Linked DNA regions of Mus musculus: regions 1 and 3 are each linked to region 2. A link is a loop called in an ENCODE intact Hi-C map of the cell type or tissue named here. Cell type or tissue: heart. All regions are shown on one strand.

Region 1 (8,000 bases), 180 kb after region 2:
AGGGGAACAGCTTTAGAACTCAACGAAGTTGGTCACCATGCTAGCACAATTACAGCAGGTGTGCCTCAGAGAGGCGGAGCCCCAAGGACTACGTGTCCTGAGGACCACATACTGTTGTGGAGCATGGCTCTGCGTGCTGCCCTGGAGTCAGGACACCCTCATAACCTATGAGTTGTCTGAAAACTGTAAGAGGGCTTCCAGCCCCTCCCTGGGCAGTGTCATTAGCACTGAACAATAATAGCAATGATCTTTTCCAAGCATTGCTGCTGGAGCAGATTAATGATCCAACCATCACCCTCAGATGGACTTAGAGATGTATATTGTTAGTAATGACCCCCACCCTTAGAAAGAATTTGGAGACGTAGATTGTTAGTAGAGTTAGGTTGAGATGTTTTTGTTAGTGGCTTTGATGTAGATAATCTTGGGGAACAACGTAAAGTTCAGAAAGGTGCACTCTGGAAAATTGAACAAGGGGTTGTTTGAGGTCAGGGAACAAGAACAACACAGCCCAACTGGTACTGGCTTACATACCTCTTTTGCTAAAGCTGGGCTGGTGGTCAAAGTGGTGATTAATTCCTTTTACCCAGAATTTTTCACCAGCCCCAGAGAATTAAGTTTTACTCCCTCAGAGAAATGTCTGCTGAGTGATGAATTACTGACTCCACATCCCTCAATCTGACTTATCAAAGCTCGCATCAGCACTACGGTTTGCTCAGCCTGCTTTCTAATAGAACCCGGGACTCTCAGCCTAGGGATAGCACCACCCACGATGGACTGGGCCCTCCTGCATCAATCACTAATTAAGAAAATGAATTACAGGCAGATTTTGTGGACACATTTTTTTTCAATGGTGGTTCCCTCTTTTCAGATGACTCTAGTTTGTGTGTCAAGCTGCTCTAAGACCAATCAGCACAACGTCTATGAGCCTTCGCCCCACAATGTGTTAGTTGCTTATATCAAGTGGGAGAAAGCAGCCTGTTGTAGGCCCACTTCTTGAGAGTTCCATGGGTATCAGACACCTTAAATTTTAACTGTGAGTAATTATGTCAAAGATAAAGGTGGGGCAGAAATGTGGTTCAGTAGGGAGCGATTGCCCACTATGTGAGCCCTGGTTTGATCCCCGGGACTGGAGAGGGCCCTGTGCAGGACTCTGGGGTGTCTCACATAAGGTTGTCTGTGAGAGTCAAGCGACCTTCCTTCCATCCCCACACAGCCTGTGAGGTGTATCCCCCCTCCTATCTCCTTAGCTAACCTAGAGGAGCTTAATTAACACATGCACAAATTAAGATCTCCCTGGCTCTGAAATTCTATAATTATTCTGAACAGAGTAGAAACCGATTAACTCCAACTGCTTCTCCCAAATTTCTAATTATTCCATTTGGACTAAGCAAAAGCTTATTTTGCTCAGCAGAATTTTATTGCAGATAGGTCAAATTTAAAGAGAGAAAAAGAGAGAGAGAGAAGGCTGGGATAAGTGTTTACAATATTTAAAGGAACACAATGTTAATGAGCTCATTTGAAACTGTTAAGTTTATGACCCCAGGGACTTCAATTAAGTAAAACAGATGAACAATGATAACTTTTCTGTTTTTCTGGTTTTTTGTTTTTTGTTTTTTTTTAATGAATATCTACTGATCCTTTCTCTAGACTAGGCTCTGTGGTAAATACCAGTGCAGAGCAAAGTAGAAGCAGTCAAGAGCTCGTGGTCTCGTGGGGATTGAAGCGTCCCTTCCTGGGGGTAGGAGGGAGGCTCTGAGGCTCATAGCATTTTCAAAACACCCATGGGAGTCATGGAACCTCCCTCCCAAGGTTCTATAGCAATTGCTGGAAGAGAGATGAGCCTTGGGTCAGCACGGCTGTAAGTTGTACAGAGAAGTTCAGTGATGCGGTCTTCATGTGCTAGGGTCACCAGTGCTAGGGTGACTTTCCAGTGTTACAGCCACTAGAGTCACCCACGCTGCTTGAGTAACCCCAGGGCACACTGGTACACCGAGCTGAACCTAAATGGAGTCGTTTCTTTGTTACATTGGTTACATTGTTGCCCTCTCTATCTGAGCAGGGTGGCACACGCCTTTAATCCCAGCTCAGGAAGGAGAGGCAGATGCAGACAGGTCTTGTGTGAGGCCTGTTCTATACAAGAAGTTCCAGGTCAGCGAAGAAAAGAGGAGCTGGGGAGAAGAAAAGAAATAGACTCCCGAGATAAAGTAACTACTGTGGGTTAAGAATGAGGAAGTTTCTTCTAAAGTAAGATAAAGTTCATCACTTTATTTGCAGGAGGATGGGTGGATGCAGGAAGATGGGTGGATGCAGGAGGATGGGTGGATGCAGGAGGATGGATGGATGCAGGAGGATGGATGGATGCAGGAGGATGGATGGATGCAGGAGGATGGATGGATGCAGGAGGATGGGTGGATGCAGGAGGATGGATGGATGCAGGAGGATGGATGGAACTTTGGCCCCCCTCCCCCCTTCCTTTGGACTTTGTGATGAGCCAGGAAGAAGGTGTGTGCACTATACTTTACAACCTGACCCCTTTCCATCTACTCCTGACCTTTCTCCTCCCGCCACATCAGAGATTTCTCTGCAGACTCCCTAGAGGATCTCCGTGGTAGGCTGTTGAGGAACTGCAGCACACAGTGCTGCTTCCTTCCCAGAGGCTCTCAGGCAGTCTACCCACTGCCCTCAGCACCCGAGGGTAGAGATCAGACACCCAGGGATAGCCCGAGTCCCCGAGTCTCCTAAACAACTCACATATTCCCATTGTGGACATGTCCACCTTGCATCACCTGTTCCTTTCCACGGGGACCACAATAAAGGCTCTGCCCACAGCTCTTTGAACCCCCTGCCTCTGGGTCACAATGATGTTTCCTGTGGTGTGTCTTGGGAATCGTGAACAGCAAACGTTTTGTTATTGTTTGTTTGATTCGTTTATTTTCTCTGTGTGAATGCTAGCTTTGCTTGAGCGTATCCGTGCGCACCATGCGCCTGCGTGATGCCAGCAGAGATCAGAAGACGGTCTTTGATCTCCTGCAGCGGGTGTTATAGACAGTGTCGGGGCTAGGAACCAAACCCAAGCCCTCTACAAGACCAAAAAATGTCCCTATCTACTGAGCCATGGCCCCAGCTCTGTGAATAATAAACATGAAGCAATCATCTCTTTGGGGAGACTGATACGGGAGGATCACCGTGAGTTGGAGGGCAGCCCGGACTATAGAGACCCCGTTTCAATGCCTCTCATGCTAAAAAATATTCTCCTGTTATCCTTCCATAACCTCGGGATTTCTATCAACGTATTATATTTTGAAAGAGGGGTATAGGGAGCAAACAAGTACAGCCTCAAATGACAGGCCACGAGTTGGGTTTAGAAAGCCTTAGAGACAAACTAGGAATGCGGCGCCACCTGCTGGTTGTGATGTTGCACTGCAGTACTAAAGATGTTGCTTCTGCCGAGTATTGCATGGAATTGAATTGTGGAGCTCAAAAAACCAAATCCTGTGCAGATAGTTATTTCTGGTGTGCCCATGCTGGCAGAGCTGAGGAGCGTGAACTGGGGAGACAAAATTCATCCAGGGGAGGCCAAAGAACCTACCGCAAAAGCCTAGGTTCACTGAGTGATGGGCGCTGGCATGGGACTCATTTCCTCACCAAGGAAAAACAGCTCATGGTGACTGGAAGCCCCAACGTTCTTCAAGTGGGAAATCCTCCAAGAGTTTCTGAACCAGATGAGTAAGGCCAGTCGCTGTTCTCAGCCCTCATTCCTGGCTTGTGTCTGCTCACTCGACTTAGACAGGGGAAGCCTGGAGGTTTTGCGATTGTCAGCTTTGACATGTACCCAGATGTGTGCCCACCTCTATGAGAGTGGTGGGGAAATCCTCAAAAACACGGGACAGCTTTAGCAGCACATATGATGAGACAGGACACAGAAGGGCCTCCTCAGGAGCTGCGAGTGCTAATTTCTCTCGTTTTTGTTTTGTTTTGTTTTTTTTATAGAGTTTCTCTCTGTAGCCCTAGCTTTTCTGGCACTCGTTCTGGCTTCCAACTCAGAGATCTGCCTGCCTCTGTCTCCCAGGTACTGGGATTAAATTTCTGTGCCACCACTTATGGTATAATTTATCTCATTTCTTCTCACCTCAGTGTACTGGAGCTCTTTGCTTTACACAGTGACTTGATGAACTGTTGGAAAACAAAATTTGCCATTAAAAAATAGAGTAAAAAAAAGGTACATAAACCAAAAGGACAAATACATTTCAGATGTAATTACAAACATCCCCCAGGTAACTACCTTCGGCAGTCAGGAGGGAAACACCGGAATGGACGCTGTGACCTAAGGCTCAGGCTGTTCCACTTTGCTATACAGGATGGAACTGGTAAGTGGCCCCAGAACCCTTGCCAGCCTTGGGAAATCCTGAGCATTCTGCTCTATTCTTAACACTGCACTCACAGCAGTCCACCAGGCTGGGAGTGGGGCTCTCCTCTGTATGGCACTGTCCCCAGCCACAAGTGACTCCAAATCACAAGGAAAAAAAATCAGTTTCTGAGATTATTAAAAGTGTCCACACAGACCAGCTCCTGTCTCTTGATCTTTCGAGCCATGCAAACTACAAGTTGTATTTTGATGACATATGACACAAAGACAGGCAAGCCATTCCTCTCGAGTCTGGTTCTCAGAAGGTACTAGCTTTTTGTAATATGACGTGGACCAGCAGTCACTCCCAGGGTCAGCTGTAGATGGTGGGGATGGGAGACCTGGCAAGTGGTAGGAAATAGGAGGGGGTCATGGTGACCATGGAGCCAGGTCAGGGTTCCCATGACCACTGCTTTCTCTTCCCTTACTAGAGAGGGAGCCACACACACCCTTTCCTCCAGTCCTGCGGAACAGAGAACTCAGATAGTGAGACATGCTGGCTTCAGGATATCCTCAGACTGAGCCCTGGATGCAGAGTAAGGGGGTAATGATGGGGGAGGGATGGGGGAGGGTAATGATGGGGGAGGGATAAAGAGACAGAGGGGTACAGAAGAGGTAAGGAGAGAGGAGGAAGAATCTAGGCACGGTGAGGCTGTTTGTACGTTATCAGGTCCTGATGGCAGAGTCCTCACGAATGGATTAGTGTTCAGGACCCCAGAGAGTTGGCTCACCCCTTCTGCCATAGACTCTAAGAGGCGGTGTCATCCATGGGTCAACATCAGGCTCCCAGCAGACATTGATTCTGTTCTTCTCACTGCAAGGAAATAGGCTTCTGTCATTTGTAAGCTGCCCAATCTGGGGGCTTTGTTTGGATATCTCACAGAAAGACAGATAAAGAGAGCAGCCATTTCTCATTAAAACGGCAGCATCAAACCTTCCCAAAAACTATCAGAGGAAGCAGATTTCTCCCAAAAACCACAGGCATGGCTATTCCAACTAACAGCATCAGAGAAGAGCAGAGAAGGGGCTTGCTACAAATGGTGGGCAGCAAGGGTCCCTGGCACGATAAACACCCATTAAGGCAAAATATTCAAACCAGAATCCGGAGGATTATTTCTTTGTAAATTACCGGGTCTCAGCACTTAATACGCCCCACCCCATACACCCGTGGCTCCATTAAGAAGGCTTCAAGTTCTTGACTGCCTATCCCCCCACCCTTGAAATGTTGATTTTTCCAGATGTGGGCGCACAGGGATGCAGTCTCTTTAAGGCAGTTACAGTGTGGAATCTGAAACCTTCTGGGGTTTTCACACTCAGTTACAACTGGTTTATTTTGCACTGACCAGGCTCGATGCTGCACTACCATTCATCCATCATTCAGGAAACAGGGTTCACTGAAAAACCGCGACCTTTCAAATGTTGACGCCTAACCATTACAGTACACATTTCACATTTGCTTTCCTGCTGATGTCAGGGTGAACACTGTAAAGTCAGGAAGCTGTCAAACTGTGTTGCACAAAGTATTTCCCAATTACCACTTCCCCCTAAAGTTTAGATTTTTCACATCGGCAACACATTTTCCGGTCACTCTCATCCAAGTCAGAGGCTCACATGGGTTGTTTTCCAAGAAAATATCAGTCAACGCTCACGCTTGTGTTAGAATGCTCTGAGCTCATCCATCTGCCATCGTTGCAATAAAGAAAAAGCAGCCAGTTCAAGTCAGACTCAGTCGCCAAGTGCTGTCCTCAAGGCTACCATCACGCCTCTTCAGATGCTGCGTCGTTTGCCATTTTGCCTGCTCTCCACAACGGAACGGATCCACATTGGCAGGAACAGGATAGACCACGGTCTTAACACTCGTTGCCCCCCATGTTCAGCCACCCCTCAAGACCACAGCCACTTGCCAGAGAACTGGCCTGGAGGGAGTGTATATCCATCACTCACCAACACCCAGAGAGAGCTTAGTCTCTCTCCCCCATCTCCCTTGCTCCCTTGCTCCCTGCTTCACCCCTCTCATTTTGAGCCCAGGCTGTCCTCTGGCATCCCTAGGGAACTGTAGAAACCCTGTGAACTCCATAGAGGACCCCACCTTGTCTCCGGTGGCTACCTTTCCCCTTCTAGACATTTGATTGTCAAACCCCTCCCCCCCCACTTGATCAATGACTTGTTTATTTTTCAGCCCTGTAGTAGCTATTCCCAGTTGTCCACTTGACCACATCTGGAATGAACTACAATCCAGAAATGGAGGACACACCTGTGATCCAAATCGTGAGGCTGGAAGACACAGACTTTTGATCCAGATATTGACATGGAATGACACACAATTTTGGCCTGGATGTTGAGGTATAGTGGCCATGAAAAACTTAGGCCCAAGTGTGGTGGTACAAACCTTTAATCCCAGAAGAAAAAAGCAAGCAGATCTCTGAGTTCAACGGCAGCCTGGGACAGAGCAAGTTCCAAGTAAAGAATGGCTTAGGTCCGGGCAAGGTGGTACACACCTTTAATCTGGGCCATGTCTTCTGCTGGAGGCAGAAGGACGACATAAAGACGACGGAAGAAAGAAGACTTGCTTTTCTTCACCTGCTTGCACTTACTTGCCAGCACATCTGGAACCCACTTCTTCAGGATTCCAGTGCATACAGAAGACCAGCTGAAACACCTAGCCTCGTGGGATTAACAACTACTAGACTTTTAGATCTCACATTCACGGCTGCCCCTTGTCGGGTTAGTTGGACTTCAGACTGCAAGTCATTACAATAAATTCCCCTAAGATATAGAGACATTCCAAACGTTCTGTGACTCTAGAGAGCCCGGACCAGAGCAAGCCCTAAATCCCTGCTCCATTGATGTATGTAAAGTTGCTTGGACCAAAACCAACCACCCAACAGCACTTCCTGTTCCTGTGTATAAGCTTTCATGGTATAAGCTGCCCCTAGGATCGACCCCGAGATAAGAGCTTTAAGAAACTATTTAAAATGAGCCTTCCATGTTGAATAATGGTCGAGTAAAGTTTAAGCTCCCACGACCTCCCCAGGAACTGACATCCTACTTGGCAGAAAGAGACATGTACATGGGTAACTGACATCCTGGTTGGCAAGTTAAGACACGAACGTTAGACAAGTCTCATCTTGGTAGATGAGGTAGAACATAATTATTTGACAAGGTAAGTCCCCTGCCACAGCTGGAATGCCCCAACACCAATGGAAACAGGATAAATGTACATCAAAGACAAGTTCCTAAGGAAATCCCCTATCCCTAATCTAACCAATCAGTTATTTCCTGGTTGGTGAAATAACGTGGCACAGATGTTTGTGGATTTGGGGTTCAAAAATCCTGTAGAATCTTAACTCAATATCATGGTTCATTTCCTGAATCTGGGCCATGGCCCTGGTCGACCAGTCCTGAGGTGTGTGCTCAATAAACTCTCCCTATCTGACTGAGGTCGGTGTTCGTATGGTTTGTGAGGTGATTCCTTGACCCTAACAATAAGAAGGATAAATGTTGAAAAGCAAGCAAGACCTTGCAGTCTTTCTCTCTCGCTCCAGGGGCTGCAGTGACCTCAGCAGAGGTAACAAACACCCCTTTCTCTTACTGC
Region 2 (8,000 bases):
TTCTAGCTTTGATGTTCCTTTCTCCATCTGGGTATTTTTAGTTTGCTTCATATTTGTATTTAAAGTACCTCTTTAGAAAATAGATTATAGAGGGTTTTTGCGTTTTTATTTTTATTATTTTTTTGATGGTGTTTTGCCTTTTAAAAGGTTCGATCTGTTTCTTTTGATCAGAATCTGTACCATTTACATTTATTTGTGTTTGTAGTTATACGTATGTTACAGGGAGGTAATGGGGGAGGCAAGGTGAATGTGAGTACAAGTACCAGATGCCCTTGGAGCTAGAATTCAACAGGGAGTTGTGAGCTGCCTGATGTGGGCACTGGGGATCGCAACGCTTGCTCTTAATGACTGAGCCATCTCTCCAGCGTCTCCTTTACATTTAAAACTGTTTTACTCTTTGTCCACCCCACCCCCTTTCTCCTTCTTGCATGCTTGGCCAATTTTCTGTTCACCTAGCCACATTTCCCAGCCTACCACTTATGCATAAGATCATTATTAATGTGATTATATTTAGATCTTTCATATTTTGCTTTATTAAGGAAAGGATTTTCTTTGCTTTTCTATATTAATTTTTAATTATCCCATCAGTTCTTTTGTTTTCTAGCTATATTTCTTTGCTTTTCTGGGGAAAATAGAATCATTGATTCAAGGATTACAGTATTAGCTTTATCATAATCTACTTAGCATGGGTGTCAAACCCAGAGGAAACAGTTTCTACTGTGGTGTATTTTCATTTTCTTCTAACCTCCTGTGGTCATGTGCTAGAACCTTCATGTGTTCTGTACCTCCCTTGGTATAATTATAGATTTTGCTTTTAACTACTCTTTTACAGAAACGAAGATTAGAAATTGCTTATTAGCAAACATATCCCCACAAATCCTGTTCCTGGCTCTGTTTCTTCTCGCACATCCAGGATGCCATCCTGTGTGATTTCTGTTAGACTGTGAGACCTGGCCCTTCCTATAGCTGGGGTCTTCCATTGGATGAAGGGATGGTTTTACTGGAATTGTTAGAGTGCTTTGCTGGGAGGCTGGCTGTTTATCTTCCTCTTTAATCCCTTGACTGTGGCACTTGTGTCTTAATAAGCCAGTAGTTTCTAGGGAGGGGCTGTCCTTTGTTCTTGCTGCCTTTCTTTTCCTGCTCACAGCGTGAATTTCTACCTTCAAGGTGTTCTTTACCTGACTCTGTTTCTGTTAAGCTTCCTTTGGGGACATTGCTTGGGGTTCCCTGAGCTGTTGTGAATGTTACATCTCCAAGCCTTTCTTCCTTCCTTGTGCACTCCTGAGTTTTCCCTGTTTTCCCCGATTCCCCACAGGCATTCCGTTTCCTGTGGTCATGCAAGTCTGAATTCTCATGTCTCAATTCATTTCTTTCTGGTTTTGTTTGTTTTGTTATTTTATGCTTTTTATTTGGGTCAGTTTACTTGCTTGTTGGTTTGTTTTACTTTTCTTTCCGATGATGGAAGAAAGAAAGCATACTTGCTAAACAGGTGTCGTTTTAGTAAATGTGTTGTTCCTGGCTGTGGAGATGGCTCAGTCAGTAAACCATTTGCTTTACAAGTGTGAGGACCCTTGTTTGTATGTGTTCCACATAAAAGCCTGGTGGTCAACTGGGTGTGGGGGGGCATATGCCTTTTTACAGCAGCACTTGCTAGGTAGACACAGGCGTCTGCTGAGCTCAGGCTGGCCACATAGAGACACACACACAGAGAGAGGGACCCTGTTTCAGAAACAAGCTGGTGGTGCCTGACTGCGCTCCAGTGTTGATGGAACAGGAAGAATAGGCAGGTAGATTGCTTAGAAGCTCCCAGGCTGGCCAGCTCGGCATACTTGGAGAAATTCCAGGCCAACGGAGAAACCCTCCAACAAGGCATCGAGGTACCTGATGGCGCGCCTGAAGTTCTCTGATCACCCTGAGGTTTAATTACTTAAACTACTTTGTTTAGCTCTAGAATTTCGACTTTCCTAGTCTCGGTTTTGAGATTGCTTTCTGCTCACTCATTGGCAACATGGTTTTTCATAAGTTTTTTGAACCTATTTCTTACTTAGGAATCACTTGGCATCAGATTTTACAGTTTTTGCTTATGTATTGGGTTTACCTTGCTGTTTTTCTTTTTTTGAAATTTGTGCATGTGCCAGAGACTCAGCCCTTTCAAGTTCTTAGGAGGGTTGCTGGGTTTTTATCGTAGCAGACGGTGGCGTTACACGGAGGCCAAGGACTGCGCCCCTATACTTACAAGCTGGTCAGTCCCTGCTGTGGTGGTCTTGCGCTTAGCCAGTCCACTCCCCTGGGCTTCATGTCCCTGAAGGCTGGACTGGGGCTGAGGATCTGACATAGACTTCCGCTTTGCCTGCTGTGAGTTCTACACACAACACACTGGAAGCTCTGCTGCCCTAGCCATGCTTGCTTGGGAAAGCAGATTTGTGGATTTGGCTCCGTGTTGGGCTTACATTTCCTGGGCCCAGCTTCCTTCTCGCCATGCTGCCTGTGGTCTACCTGGTGCACATGAAGCTGAGCTGCAGCAGTTTGTGCTTGTTCCTTATTACGCCTGTGTCCTGCACACAGTACCCTGCTTTTCTAGTTCACCTCCAACTCTTGAGTTCTGGTATGTGAGACCAGTTACCCCAGTGGTTCTCAGCCTGTGTGTCACAACCCCCTAGGGTTGTCACATGACCCTTTCACAGAGTCGCCAAAGACCATCAGAAAGCACAGATATTTACATTATGATTCACAACAGTAGCAAAATTATAGTTATGAAGTAGCAACAAAAATAATTTTATGGTTTGAGGTCACTGCAACATGGGCAACAACGGTTACGGTTGAGAAGCACCAACAGCAAAGACCAGCTCTTAACTGCCTGCCACAGGTTCACAGCCACGACTGTGGGGATAGGGTAGAACCTTAACCAGAAAATACAGACTCACCATTCTTACCTATTACCTATTACCTATTACCTGTGTAGTCTTTAGATTTTTCTTTTTAGTTCAGTTTTCACACAAGATATCTGCGGTGTCAGAGTAGCCTCTTCAGTACTCTGCTGTGAGAAAAAGTGTATTGTTCAGTTTCCCTGTAAATAGCAGGCTAGTTTGTTTCATGAACATGGCTTCCTGCTGAGCTGCCATTGCCTTTGTGGTCATTATTCTGTTCACATCTGAATCGAGATGATTTTGTATTAAACCCAACTGTTGGTCCCTTTCTTCTCAAACACATTTGAAGTTGTCTTGCGTTTCTCCAGTGGAGGGGCGGTCATCGAGGGTTTCTGGAACCGCAGCTCTAGAGCGCCCTCTCCTGTCCTCAGCAGCCACTTGAAAAGGTGCCCTGGTGTTGTGGAGCCCAGGGTCTGTCTGTCATTCTCCCCCTCCCCTTTGTTTAGAAGGGTCCTTCCATTTCCCTGCACCTGTTCTTTCTGCCCTGGTGGTTTGCTGTCCGCAGCAGTGTTTCAGTAGTGGTGAATTCTCCAGGGGCCCATAAGCCTTAGGCCACCGCAGCCAGTCTGCCTGCAAGAGTCCCTTGTACAGTCCCTTTTACAGTCTCACCTACAGGTGGGTGTCAGTACGCAGACAGCCCTAGAGGTGCTGTGCTGATGCTGGCTCCGTCCACTGTGCTGATGCTGGGGTACTTTGTCCCCTCTTCAGCCTGCACGGGTCCAATGCAGTGTGCCTTAGCTTTTGCTAGACTTTCCCTGCCCCTGGAGCACTCGGTAGCTTGTAGCTGTGGGTTACTACGTTGGGCCTGCATCTGAGGAGTACTTCTGTTAGGGAAAGCAGGGAGATAAAAGTTGCCTTCGCGCTCACCCATCCTCTGCCTCCTGGAGGTGGACAGGCTGGATCCTGCTTTGAAGGTTGGAATGATCTGCCATATAACGAAGACTGAGAAGTAGGTCTGTTTCATGTCCATTCCCTATTTGCCCTTTGACCTGGGGCCTTTCCTACCTGAAGGGACTTTGATCTGACCTCCCATCTCAACACCCAGTCCTGTGTCCCAGCTCTACATCACAGGCACTAGTGGCTTTTGGGGGGAATGCTTCCTTGATTTTTCAAAACCTTTCCATAAGTATTCCTGAAAATACCCCTCCTTGCCAGCTGAGAATGATGGCTTGTTTTGCAGTATTTGAAAAGCTTGCTTGCTTGCTTGCTTTCTTTCTTTCTTTTTTCTTCCTTCCTTTCTTCCTTCCTTCCCTCCTTCTCCTTCTCCTCCTTCTCCTTCTCTTCTTTTTTGTTTTGTGTTTTTTTTGAGGGTGTATGTATCCTGGCTGTCTAGGAATTCACAATGAACCAGGCTGGCCTTAAACATCCACCTGCCTATGCCTCCTGAGTGCTGGGATTAAAGGTGCGCCTCTGTCACCGCCACCACCACCCAGCTTAAGAGGCTAGCTGGCTCCCTCCCTCCCTCCCTCCCTTCCTCTCTCCCTCCCTACCTCCCTCCCTCCCTCCCTCCCTCCCTCCTCAAATCTTTATTTATTTTATGTATGTGAATATACTGTCATTCTGTTGAGACACACCAGAAGAGGGCATCAGATCCCATTACAAATGGTTGTGAGCCACCATGTGGTTGCTGGGAACTGAACTCCAGACCCCTGGAAGAGCAATCAGTGCTCTCAACCACTGAGCCATCTCTCCAGCCCTTAAGAGGCTTTCTTGTTTGTTTGTTTAAAAAGGGTCTCACTATGTAACTTTAGTTGGCCCGGAACGTGCTATAATCAAACTATAAACCAGACTGGCCACAAACTCAGAGAGATCTACCTGCCTCTGCTTCCTGAGTGCTGGAATTAAAGGCATGAACCACCACACCTGACTTTAGAAGGCATTTTATTCAACTGTGGGTGTATTTATTGTTCTAGGAAGGATGTCTGATTTACCATGTTGGAGAAAGTGAAAACTTTAGAAAGTTGTTTCTCCCATCTCCACCCCATGACTTACTTCTCTCAAGGTTCGGTTACTCCCTCTACTGTTTTAAACATTGGATTTTGAAGTGCTGTTGTGCTCTGTGTATATCCTTAAGCTTGCTACCTGCTTCTCAGGACACCAGTGCCAAGCCATCTGTTTTGCTAGAATTGGGCTCCTAGGTCACGTGTGTGTAGCCGGTAGCCTGTAGGTGGAGAAAAGGTGCAGCACCTTTCAGTTCTGAGATCACAGAAGAAAGGCCCTCTGCAGCCACCCTGCTTCCCAGCCGCCCTCCAGCTCTGCCCAGCAGAGGGTGCTGGGACGCAGAGAAAGAGTGGGATGGCCAGACAGGACCGAACACAAGAACTAACCTCGCCCACCCTTGTGAGGCAGCTGTTAATCACCCCCTTTAAGGCTGAAGACATTCCAGAGCACATTCATCTCCACGTGTCCCACCCTCTGTGACATTGGTGACTGTCCTGTCCTCTCTTGTCCCAAGTGCTATAAACAATAAAGTAACCTTACCTGGGTTTCTAGACAAGACAGTTTTTTAAACTTGACTATTCTACAAACTGATGATGATAGTGTGTGAGTGTGTGTGTGTGTGTGTGTGTGTGTGTGTGTGTGTGTGTGTCTCCATGTGTCCATATCCATTCCTGTATAGTCTACCCCATGGCTGGTGATAAATGCCCAAAGCTATTTGAGAAAATGTCCTTCAATGGTAGATAATCTGTCTGAGGAGTAGTTAAACGTGTGTAAGCGCATGCCTTAAATGAAAACACATTGGCCCACTTAACACAGGTGTCTGTCCCATGTCTATGTGTCTATCTGTGTGTCCAAGGTTATATTTGTTTCAAATATGGAAAAATATAGAACCAGTAGTTAACAATGAATTTTGCTACATAAAGATTTGAGTCAAAATTCAAATCCCTTCCCCAAAAGAGAGAACTAGATATTATATCTGAAGAATAATAATATATTTGAACTGCTATGGTCTTATGCACATTAAAAATGTGCTAACCAGTAATTAGTTTTTTTCCTCTTCTAAATGTAAAAAAATGCTTTTATTTTTAGAAACTTTTAAAGACAAACGTAACTAATGTTAATCTTTTTAATATGACTTTATTACATTATACTTTATCCTGTGTGCATGTGTATACTGAGGCAGGAGGATCACATATAAGGTCAATTTAGGCTACATGGCAGAAGGAGACAGGCTGAGAGCCATGTGCTATCTAGAGCAGTAGTTGTCAGCATGTGGGTTTGACCCTTGGTGGGGGATTGAACGGCCCTTTCATAGGGGTCACCTGAGACCATAAGGAAACACAGATATTTACATAATGATTCATAGCCGCAAAATTACAGTTACAGAGAAGGAACAATATCATTTCATGGCTGGGGGTTACCACAAGGTGAGGCGTTGTATAAAGGGTCACAGTGTTAGGAAGGTTGAGAACCCTGCCGTAGAGGCAGGGCCTATGTGAGGGGGGACAGCCTGAAGGAAGACCGCCCTCCCACAGAGTCCACTGCCTTAAATGAAGATCATCTGCAGAGCTCTGGGAAGCCCATCCCTGCTGCTCCAGCCTGCATCCTTTGTCATGCATCCCTAGCAAACCCTGTGGAAGGCCGGTTCCTTCTAAAAATATAGTGGACCCAAAGTTAGGGACAGTCTACAAAATAAGTGGAAAACTTTTCTAAACTACAGGCAGAGGTCATGATAAAAAAGACAGGAATTGCCCCAGATAGAGAGCAAAAAGAAATGGAAGGAACGCAGGGCAGATCCCAGAACAGAAAGGCACATCAAAGGGGCCATGGTGAAGTGAGTGAAATTTACATAAAGTACTCCAACAAAGATTGAAATAAAATTAGTTAAGTATTAAAAAATTTAAAAGTAAATTGACTTTTAAAAGCTTGTATTTTAATTTTGTCTATAAGTGTTTGCACTGTATGTATGTATGTATGTATGTATGTATATATACCACATGAGTGCCGGGTATGCACAAAGGCCAGAAGAGGGTGTTTGAACTAAATTACAGACAGTTATGAGCCGCCTAGTATGGGACTGGAGCTGAGTCCACGTCCTCTCCAAGAAAAAAAACTATTCTGAACCTCCTTCCAGCCCATGAGAAGTGGGGTTTGTTTGTTTGCCTGCTTTGGTTTTTGTTTTTTAAATGTTGAGATTCATTAAAGTATTTTGATTGGAAAAGCAGAAACCATTTTTTCTTTGTGTGTGTGTGTGTGTGTGTGTGTGTGTGTGTGTGTGTGTGTGTTTTCCCATTTGTTGCACCCAAATGTGTTGGCTTTTTCTCTATTCCATAGTTTTCCCCAATCCCATGACATGTCCACTTTGACTGTTCCTTACACATGCATGTAGACATCTTGATTGGGTCCTTCCCATAAGTACTCCACAGCCTAGCCCAACAGTGTTCATTCTAACTTTGCCTAACTTGGTTGGATGTCTTCCTGTCAGTGAGACTCCGGGCTCTTGTTAGCCATACTGCGTTTTCTCATTCGCCGCCCAGTTCTTGTTCGAGTTTGTCAGCTCACATTCTTATATGAGGAACAACCTTATTAACTAGATCAAGTTTTAATGAATGATAGCCCATGGACCAAATCCACTCTGCTTCCTAGTGTTGTAGACAGTTTTTTGGAATAGAGCCCGCCCATCTGTTTGTGTTTGTCTGCGGTTGCTTTTAGTACATTGATCAAGTTCTTTCAGAGAGTGGATGGTCTGTAAGGCTGAAAATACTTGCTCTCTCACAGAGTGAGCTTGCTAACTGTTGAATTCTTCTGAGAATAGATTTTTTTATATGAAATTTTGTCTTTAGCTTTACTGAGTGAGGATAATGTTTTCCAGTTTATTCCTCTTCTGCTCCCTTCAGTGTGGTGATTGTACTCATTTGTACAATTGGGCACACTCCCTATTCCTTGTATTTAAATTGTAGGGCTTCCCACAGTTGACTGGAATGAAATATTTTGACTAAGTGGTGGAACCATATAAAAAGGCATACCAAATTCAGTGCCCCCTGCTCCCACCCTTTCCTCCTGTCATTCTGACAAGGTCTGCACTTTGTCCACCCATTGCTCATCCCCTGCGGGTGACCAGCCTTCTTGTAT
Region 3 (8,000 bases), 740 kb before region 2:
TATCCAAAGTTTGAGTGGAGCCCTGAGAACACACAGGAGCCCTTCTTCTTCAAACTATCCTTCAGGAACACCAAGGAAAGGCAGCCTGAAGGGTTGGTGCTGGGCAACTGCACATGAATCTGACAACTACTTTTTTGTCTGTCCTTACACCCATTCCTGCCCACATACTTAGTTGTCAATGGGCTCTAAAATCAGTTCCATGATTGGGGGTACTTACTTTTGACCTGTTGTGCTGCTTCGACGGATTTGAAGCCAAGACGAAAATCCCCACACTCTTCACCGGAAAAACACAAAAGGGGAGTCGTCTTCCCTCCCCAAGCCCCTCCCCAAACCAATGGTCAGAAGTCACGTAGTCCTTCTGCTGCCACCTGGTGATGTCACATAGCAACTACATGGTGTAGGGGAAAGTTTTAACATCAGCAAAAGAAGTCTGTAATTCTCTTCTAAGGCTCTAGTTTTACTAAAATTAAAGATCATTAACATCATAAAAACTTAAAAGATCTGCCTTTTAATGACTTTGTCTTTACTTTCAAACCTCTAAAAACTATATAACGGGAGATAAGGCAAAAAGAGGGGAAAGGTCTAAATGGGGGTTGGATGGGTGGGTGGGAAGGGCAGATAAATAATACTAAAGATGTTTGAAAAAGCCATGTGGAAGCCTAGTATTTGATAAGCATTCGAAATATTTATCTGCATATGTCCCTATACTTAAAAGTTTAAGTATACATAAACTTACATAGAGGATAATGCTTCACTTGAGGGCCACAAATTTCCAAACCAGGTGTGGGACAGTACCTATGGATCTGACCAAGAAGGAGGTGTCCTGGGCACCTCCAGAACATAGCAGGTTTCTGCCGGAGTCTGAGTTTGATTTATCTCTGAGTCCACTGTATCAATACCAGGCTGCAACAATAGGTGCTTAGTAAATCCCTAGGAATGTGTTGGAGACAGGGCTGACACACTGTATGGTCTCTTTTAGGGGTGCCACAGATGGTTTGGGGTTTGATTGAACTTTTTTGGTGAGATCTCTCCCTGCCATTCTTCCAAATTAACTGCAGCATCGTTTGAAGCCTGTATCTTGCAGACTGGGGTTGGTACAGGAAGTAGGGAAGGCTCTGAGAGAACCACTCACTGTCAGGCTGTTGCTGTCGGCTTGTCTCCATCTTTCCTTCTGCACCACACACAGATGGCAGGTTCCAGAAACTGCTGGAATTAAGGTGATGGAAATAGGTGCAGCTCTTAAGGACAAGTGTCTGAACAAAACTGATGAAAAAGAACATGGACATGTTGGTCAGGGATCTCGAGAAAAATAGAATCAACTGAAGAGAGATGGAAGAGAGAGATTAAACATTACCTATTTTCTCATACAATATATTTTGATTATATTGTTTTCCCTTCCCTGACTGCTCCCATATCCTTCCCACCTTGCTACCCACACAACTTCATAGTCTTTTTCTTTTTTGTAAAGAAAAAAAAGCAGAAAAATCCAGCAAAAATGAAGATAAAAACAGACAAACCAACAACACCCCCCAAATAGTAAGACAAAAAAAAAAAAAGCACAAACAAACCCCAGCAAGTCTATTTTGTGGTAGCCAGCTACTTTTGGGCTTGCGACCTGCCCTGGTATGTGATTGATATACCCAGTGATGCTCCATTGGAAAAAAAAAAAACTGATTTTCCCTTATTCAGCAGTTACAATAGCAAGTAGCTTCTTGGTTAAGGGTGGGATTTTGTGTTGCCACTTCCCCTTCTCAGTGCTGACATTTTATCTGGTTCAAATCTGTGCAGGTTTTGGTGTGTTGCCCCAATCTCTGTTCCTTCATGTGTACATCAATGCTGTTGAACCTGAAAGATGCAGTTCTTGGAGTCATCTGCCACCTCTGGCTCTTACACTCTTTCTGTCTCCTCTTCACTTGGATCAGTGGTTTTAACCTATGGGTCCCGACCCCTTCGGGAGTTGCCTATCAGATATCCTGCTTATCAGATATTTCCGTTACGATCTATAACACTAGCAAAATTAATTATGAAGTAGGGACAAAATAATTATAAGCGTGGTGGGTCACCACAACATGAGAAACTATATTAAAAGTTTGCAGCATTATGACGGTTGAGAACCACTGTATTAGACCCTTGAACCTTGAGGGGAAGAGTTTAATAAAGACATCCCATTTGGGACTGGGTGCTCCAAAGTACCTTATTTATCTACCCATTGTGCATTTGTGGGTCTCTGTTAATTACCATTTTTTTTTTTTTTGATACGGGTTGAATGATGCTCTGATCTCTGAGGCTTTTGTTTGGCATCCTGAGTTTTTCATTTGGAATTTTATGTCAGTTTGGACTTTTTTTTTAGTGACTTTATGTCTTTATTTAATGCTACTTTCAGGTCTTGAATCGTTTCCACTGTCTTATTCAACTGTTTGTGGTTTAGTGGTTTTCACCGAGACATCTCTTCATATCATCTTGAAGGTCTTTGAACATACTCCTAATTATTATTTTTGAAGACTCTTGGGGCCTAATGCAATAGGTTTGCTGGCTTCTGGAGGAGGCATATTGTCTTGGTTGTTCATGTTTGTGTGTTTCTGGAGTTACGATGTTATAAGCATTTCTTGGTGTAGATACTGGGTCTTATCTTTGCTGGGTGAGTGTTCTGAAATTTGTGGCTGTTGCCTACTCTGTCCTGGCCAAGTGTGGCAGCTCTGGAGTCCCTGTTGCTGTTCTGCAGATTGTTGGGAGTCACAAAGGAATGGGCTAGAAGGAATAGCTGAGAGGGGTAGGTAGCAGGGAATAACTAAGGGGACCCTGGGTCCACACCAAGAGGCTGAGTCTTACCTGAGTCCCAGCCTCAGAATGGCAGCTAGGAGTCTCTGGTAGAGAGAGTTCTCCAGCTCCACAGAATCACAAAGGACTATAAGCAAAGGCTGAAAGGGGCCACCAGGAAAAACTAGGGGAAGTTTCTGAGATAGATTTTGTTTTATTAAGCAATTAGCCACCTGTTAGAGGATTTTTCAAGAGTAAAGTTCAAACGAGCCCTGGAGGCTGAAGACCTCGGGAATTTCAGTTTGAATTTAAGGTGGGCTTCTGGCAGAATTTTTTCTGACACAGGAGACTTGCCTCTGTCTTGGCTTTAATAGTTCTTTCAACTGATTAACTGAGGTTCACTCCCATTATTTACTTTCCTGGGAGTCGATGAATCTAAATTAGTGTTCACCTCATTAAAAACAACTCCACAGGGACATCCAGCATCGTGTTTGACCTAATGTTTGGATACCGTAGGCCAGTCAAGAAAATTAACCATCCCAGCAAGGTATGTAGGAGGGAAGCACCTTAGGAGGTCTGTTTTTATAGCTGTCATGGAAATGTGGGCTTCTTGTTAGACAGGAGCAGATTATCCGTACGTGGAGCCTGCGCTCTCTTCCTGCAGCCCAGCAACTGGGAGGGCTTTGTTTCATAGCTGACATCTTTGTTTTATTGTCACTAGTTGAAAACTATTCTCCATTAGTTTATGCTCAGCAATATAACACACACACACACATTTCTGCAGATATGTTTATGTTTAAATATAAATATACTTATTTGATAGGAATAAATTAAATAAAATTGTAGAGGGATTTTTTTTTTTAAATTCCATATGTGGTGGTTTAAATGTGCTTGGCCTAGAAAGTGGCACCATTAGGAGGTGTGGCCTTGTTGGAACATTTCTATAAGAGTTGAAATATTCAGTTTGGGAATTCCAAAAACATGACCTCAGGAGTATAATAATAATTAAAATCCAACTTTATTTTCTGTCCAGTGCTAACTTTAGGTCAGATAGTAAAAGGGGAAGTTTACATAAGCAAGCACACACCTACATTTATGCAGCAGCATTTTATCTCCCTGTACTGTATATCTTTGTTCATTTGCTTATACTAGACAGTGACTCTTTAACAAGGGGGAATTGCCATGAAGTGTTTATAATGAATAAGAAAGACCTGGTGCTGCCAGATTCAACAGGTCCCAAACTGAGCTCACTTTTGAGCCCAGCTCATCTTTGCTCCAACCCCGCATATGCTTAGTCATCAAGGTATACGTCTTTTGGTGGCCTTAGGAAGCCCCCTTTCTCCTATTTCCCATAGCAGGCCATAGTTCTTAGAAGAAACCACATTTATACTGAAGGTTCTGCAGGTTAACTGGCCAGGAAGTCAGAATTATGAGCAGATGGAAAGTTGCATATGGGGCCAGATATCTTCATCTCTCTTTAGCCCTCTTAATGGTCATTTGCTACCACCAACCTATGAATCAGACCTAACATCTTTGTGATGTCAAGTAAAACTTTTGGGCTGTATTGTAAATTTAGCAGACCATTAGCTTCCACCAAACCCAAGTTAAGAACGCCACAAGATGGCACCTGAAACCTACAGAAGAAATCCCTGATATTCTGTTATAACCACACCTACCTGATGTGCCCACTACGGCATCTATTACGTACATTGACTAACAACTTTCTTTAGTTCCAGGTCTATAAATGTTCAAGTTTTCTCCCTTAGTGGAGCATACCATCCAGGGCAACCTGAATCAGGGTGCCCATGCTATAGCCATCTTTGGCTCAGGATAAACCATTTCTTATTCCTGTTAGAGGACGAGCTATGTTTTTCACTGATACCGTGTCTAGCCATCAAATCCTAGGGTTCCTCCTTCATAGTTCTTGCCACTTACCCAAGCTCCTTATCACTCATGCCCTGAGTCCACAGTAACTCTGAACAAGGTCTGTCTATCTCCTAGCCAACGCTGATTCTGCCAGGCTACCCTCGAGAAATGTACATTTCATCAAGTTACTTCTTGTCATCAACCTCTTCAGTGTGGCCCAGAAGGTGCCTTGCAGCTGGTTCTTGTCTATTCCCCTTAATCTTGTCCCCATTCACATTGGCCCTTTGCTGTTGTCATATAATCAACCTGCTTTCTATAAAGTCACAGAGCTCTCACCTCCCCTCACTTACCTGGTTTCTGGCCAGATGTTTCTTAGTCTGTAGTCACCAGCTGCTGCTCTTTATTCTTCAGAGCCTGTGTTCTCTCCAACCTCTGGGTGCTGAGGCTGTGATTATGTCAGCTGTAGGCTCTGCTCTCCACTGCCCCAGGAGGACGGGCATGGCTCTGCATAGCCTCCTGGCTTCTTCAGAGGTGGGCCCTTCAGAGGTGCTCATTGTGGAGGGGATCTGGCCTTATGAATGAATTAATGTCGTTTTTCTCAAGGCAATGGCTATCTTGGGAGTTTTACTCCCTCTTCCTGCTTCTACCTACTACCTAGCCGCCGTTGTCCTGACATATGAAGCCTTCCATTATATTCCTTATGTTTTACATCTCCAGGGCCTCACCAAAAGCTGAGCATCTTCTGGCACCACCAACATGAATTTCTAGATCCGTGACCCCAAGCGAACCTCTTTTCATTATAGATCACCCATTTACCATTTCTCCGACATGGTAACAGAAACTGGAGTAAAACAGTCAGATCCTCTATTTAGAATATAAAAATCCCAATTAACCCACCTTTCCCCCTCTGTAGCAAAGCTTCTTGAAGGCTCTCAACAACCTATCTTGAGAGATAGCTCTTCTCCTTCATTCCCGAGGGCAGAGAGCATGAACTGCTTTCCTCCACTTGGGTCACAGGCTTCTCTGCAGTCCAAGTATGTCAATAGCCTGAGGCTGGATGCCTGGCAGTGTCTTTGTCTCATGACTGTCATGTGATAGACACCTACTACGTCCGTTTACTGAAAATAAACTGAGGGCTTGGGAAGCACTGTATAGAAATCAGAAAAATAGATATTTTTAGGATGCAAATAAAAATAATTTCAATGAATACCTTAAAATCTATAAAAATTCTCCACCTCAAACAACATAAATAGAATACATTTTCCCCCTTTTGAAGGCTCTTAATATTGCTGGGTGTTCTGAGCAGACAGGGAATGTCACCCTTGAGACATCATCAAGAGGCCCCGGGAGCTGCCTTATGGTTGCTGGAGTGTGGTCTTTTCCCTTTTGCTGCAGTACCAACATTTCATGTATATGTTTCTTCGGTGCATTGTTAAAGAAATACCTGCTGAGGGCTTGCCACTTGGCAGCCCCTGGGCTGAGCACTAGCAAGCACACCACAGTTACGTTCTAAAGGGAAGTCGAGGTGTACCAGTGAGAAATGATTTGAGGAGAGATGTGTGTGCTGGAGGCTTAGATCGCCTGCAGGGTTCCTGATCTACACGGGAGCAGAGAACTTTTGTTTCTTTATGTATATCCTTGATAGACAAATGGACACTTTCCAGATGAAGAGGAAGGATGTATGTGAGGTCTGTGTGTGTATGTGTGTGTGTGTAGTATATATGTACTGTGTGTAGTATGTATATGTTTGAAGTATGTGAGTGTGTATGTATGCATAGTATGTGTGTGTAGTGTGCACAGTCTGTTGGGTATACTGTTCCATCATTCTTGGCCTTGTTCCCTTGAGATTGGGTTTTTCAACCTAGAGTCCAGTATTTTGACTAATTAGCTAGAACAAATGATCCTCTTGTCTCTGTCCCCCCCTCCCCCCCACTACTCTCTTACAATTTTGTTTGTGTGGCCAAACCCAGACCTTTAAAAAGCAAAACCAAAACCAACTCTGTGGGGCAGGAGAGCCGTGGGACAGGGAATAGGGTGAGAGTGAGGGGTGGAGGGGTCAGGACGTGGGGGATGGAGGAGGTGGGGGTTGGGAGAGGTGGAGGGCATGGGAGAGCAGACTAGAGCAAGAGTGGGGTTGATGTGTGTCTTGAAATACATCAGCAGGCTCTGCTGCCCCGGGCCTGCATGCTCTGGTACACAGCCCTGTGCCCCCACCTCTGTATACTCTGGAGGAGGTTATAAACACCCCCCATCCTGTAGCCAGGTTAAACTTCCTCTCATAAGATCACATCAGGACAGCACCCAGAGTTCCTCCTTATGCAAAAGATGCGTCCCCAGTGCCCTTACTCTGAAAGCCCCTATCCATTCCCAAAAGGTATAAGTAGCCTTCAGTCACATGATTAAATGAGCTATCTCGCTGAAGCCTCTCCTATGAGTCTGACATTACACTCATGGCCACCTGAGACCTCTGTCGCTCCTTGCAGTTCCTGCCTTGCTTTTCCTCTCAGGACTTGCTGGTCTCAATTTTAGGTGATTGCACCAGGATGGGCAGGGAAGCAGAGCCAGAATGACATACACCCCTCCCCCCACCCCTGACACACACACACACACACACACACACACACACATACACACACACACACACACACACACACGATGCAAACTCAGTTCCTCGTGCTTACACAGTAAGATCTCTTACTCACTGAGCCCCAAGAAAGAATTTTCTGAGCCTGCTTGGGTATTTGTGTAGTGGGATAGACACCTGTATCTTTCGTCCTCCCCACAATGGCAGCTCTTCTGCTCGCATTCAGGAGAGTTCTTCCTTGAGCATTATAAGTGACTAGCCTTGTGGGTAGTTGGTATGGCCACAGGTGACTCCTGTTCAAGGGGACATACTAGCACACTGAGTCGATAAAGGCAGTCTCCAGAGTGCTCTGAATTACCAGTGAATGGATCTTTGTGGAGGTCAGAACAGAAGGATGCAAGATTCAAGGTATGGACTCCATGTCTCTTGCCTTGTGGCAGAAGTTCCATCACAGGGAAGGAGAGGGTAGAGCCTTCCATTCCCCTCCCCCTCTCTTTCCACATGATCATGGCTAGCCTCTACTCCTCTACTCTTTCTTGCTTTCTTGCTCTCCAGCTCTGTGCTCTCGTCCTACTCCTCCCCTCTCTCCATTCCCCTCCTCCTCTCTTTCCACATGATCATGGCTAGCCTCTACTCCTCTACTCTCTCTTGCTTTCTTGCTCTCCAGCTCTGTGCTCTCGTCCTACTCCTCCCCTCTCTCCATTCCCCTCCTCCTCTCTTTCCACATGATCATGGCTAGCCACTACTCCTCTACTCTCTCTGCCTTTCTCTGTCTCTACTGCTCTCTCAACTC

What was found. Hi-C counts contacts between places; a loop is a spot of excess contacts. Peaks named below come from ENCODE experiments on the same cell type or tissue, not always from the same donor. Only the 100,000 strongest peaks of a DNase experiment are listed, where the experiment ranks them.
Region 1: it touches region 2 in a loop (8-fold over the local background); 20 of 42 quality-filtered maps call a loop at or near these places.
Region 3: a loop joins it to region 2, with 5 times the contacts of the local background. A loop is called at or near these places in 12 of 42 quality-filtered maps.

The regions. Positions count from the first base shown.
Region 1 is chr13:35,944,138-35,952,137 of GRCm38, forward strand. No RefSeq gene overlaps it. Among named protein-coding and RNA genes, the nearest start is that of Gm30127, 16 kb to the right of the region's middle. In heart, a CTCF peak has its summit at 3,414 (motif pointing left); no DNase peak of the experiment used is centred here; H3K27me3 peaks cover 459 bases.
Region 2 is chr13:35,768,781-35,776,780 of GRCm38, forward strand. The region is part of intron 3 of Cdyl (chromodomain protein, Y chromosome-like); the gene reads left to right. Among named protein-coding and RNA genes, the nearest start is that of Cdyl, 110 kb to the left of the region's middle. In heart, CTCF peaks have their summits at 3,287 (motif pointing left) and 5,188 (motif pointing right); no DNase peak of the experiment used is centred here; H3K27ac peaks cover 1,502 bases.
Region 3 is chr13:35,026,792-35,034,791 of GRCm38, forward strand. It overlaps a transcript of Eci2 not described here. Among named protein-coding and RNA genes, the nearest start is that of Eci2, 37 kb to the left of the region's middle. In heart, CTCF peaks have their summits at 371 (motif pointing left), 4,379 (motif pointing right) and 5,108; no DNase peak of the experiment used is centred here; H3K4me3 peaks cover 500 bases.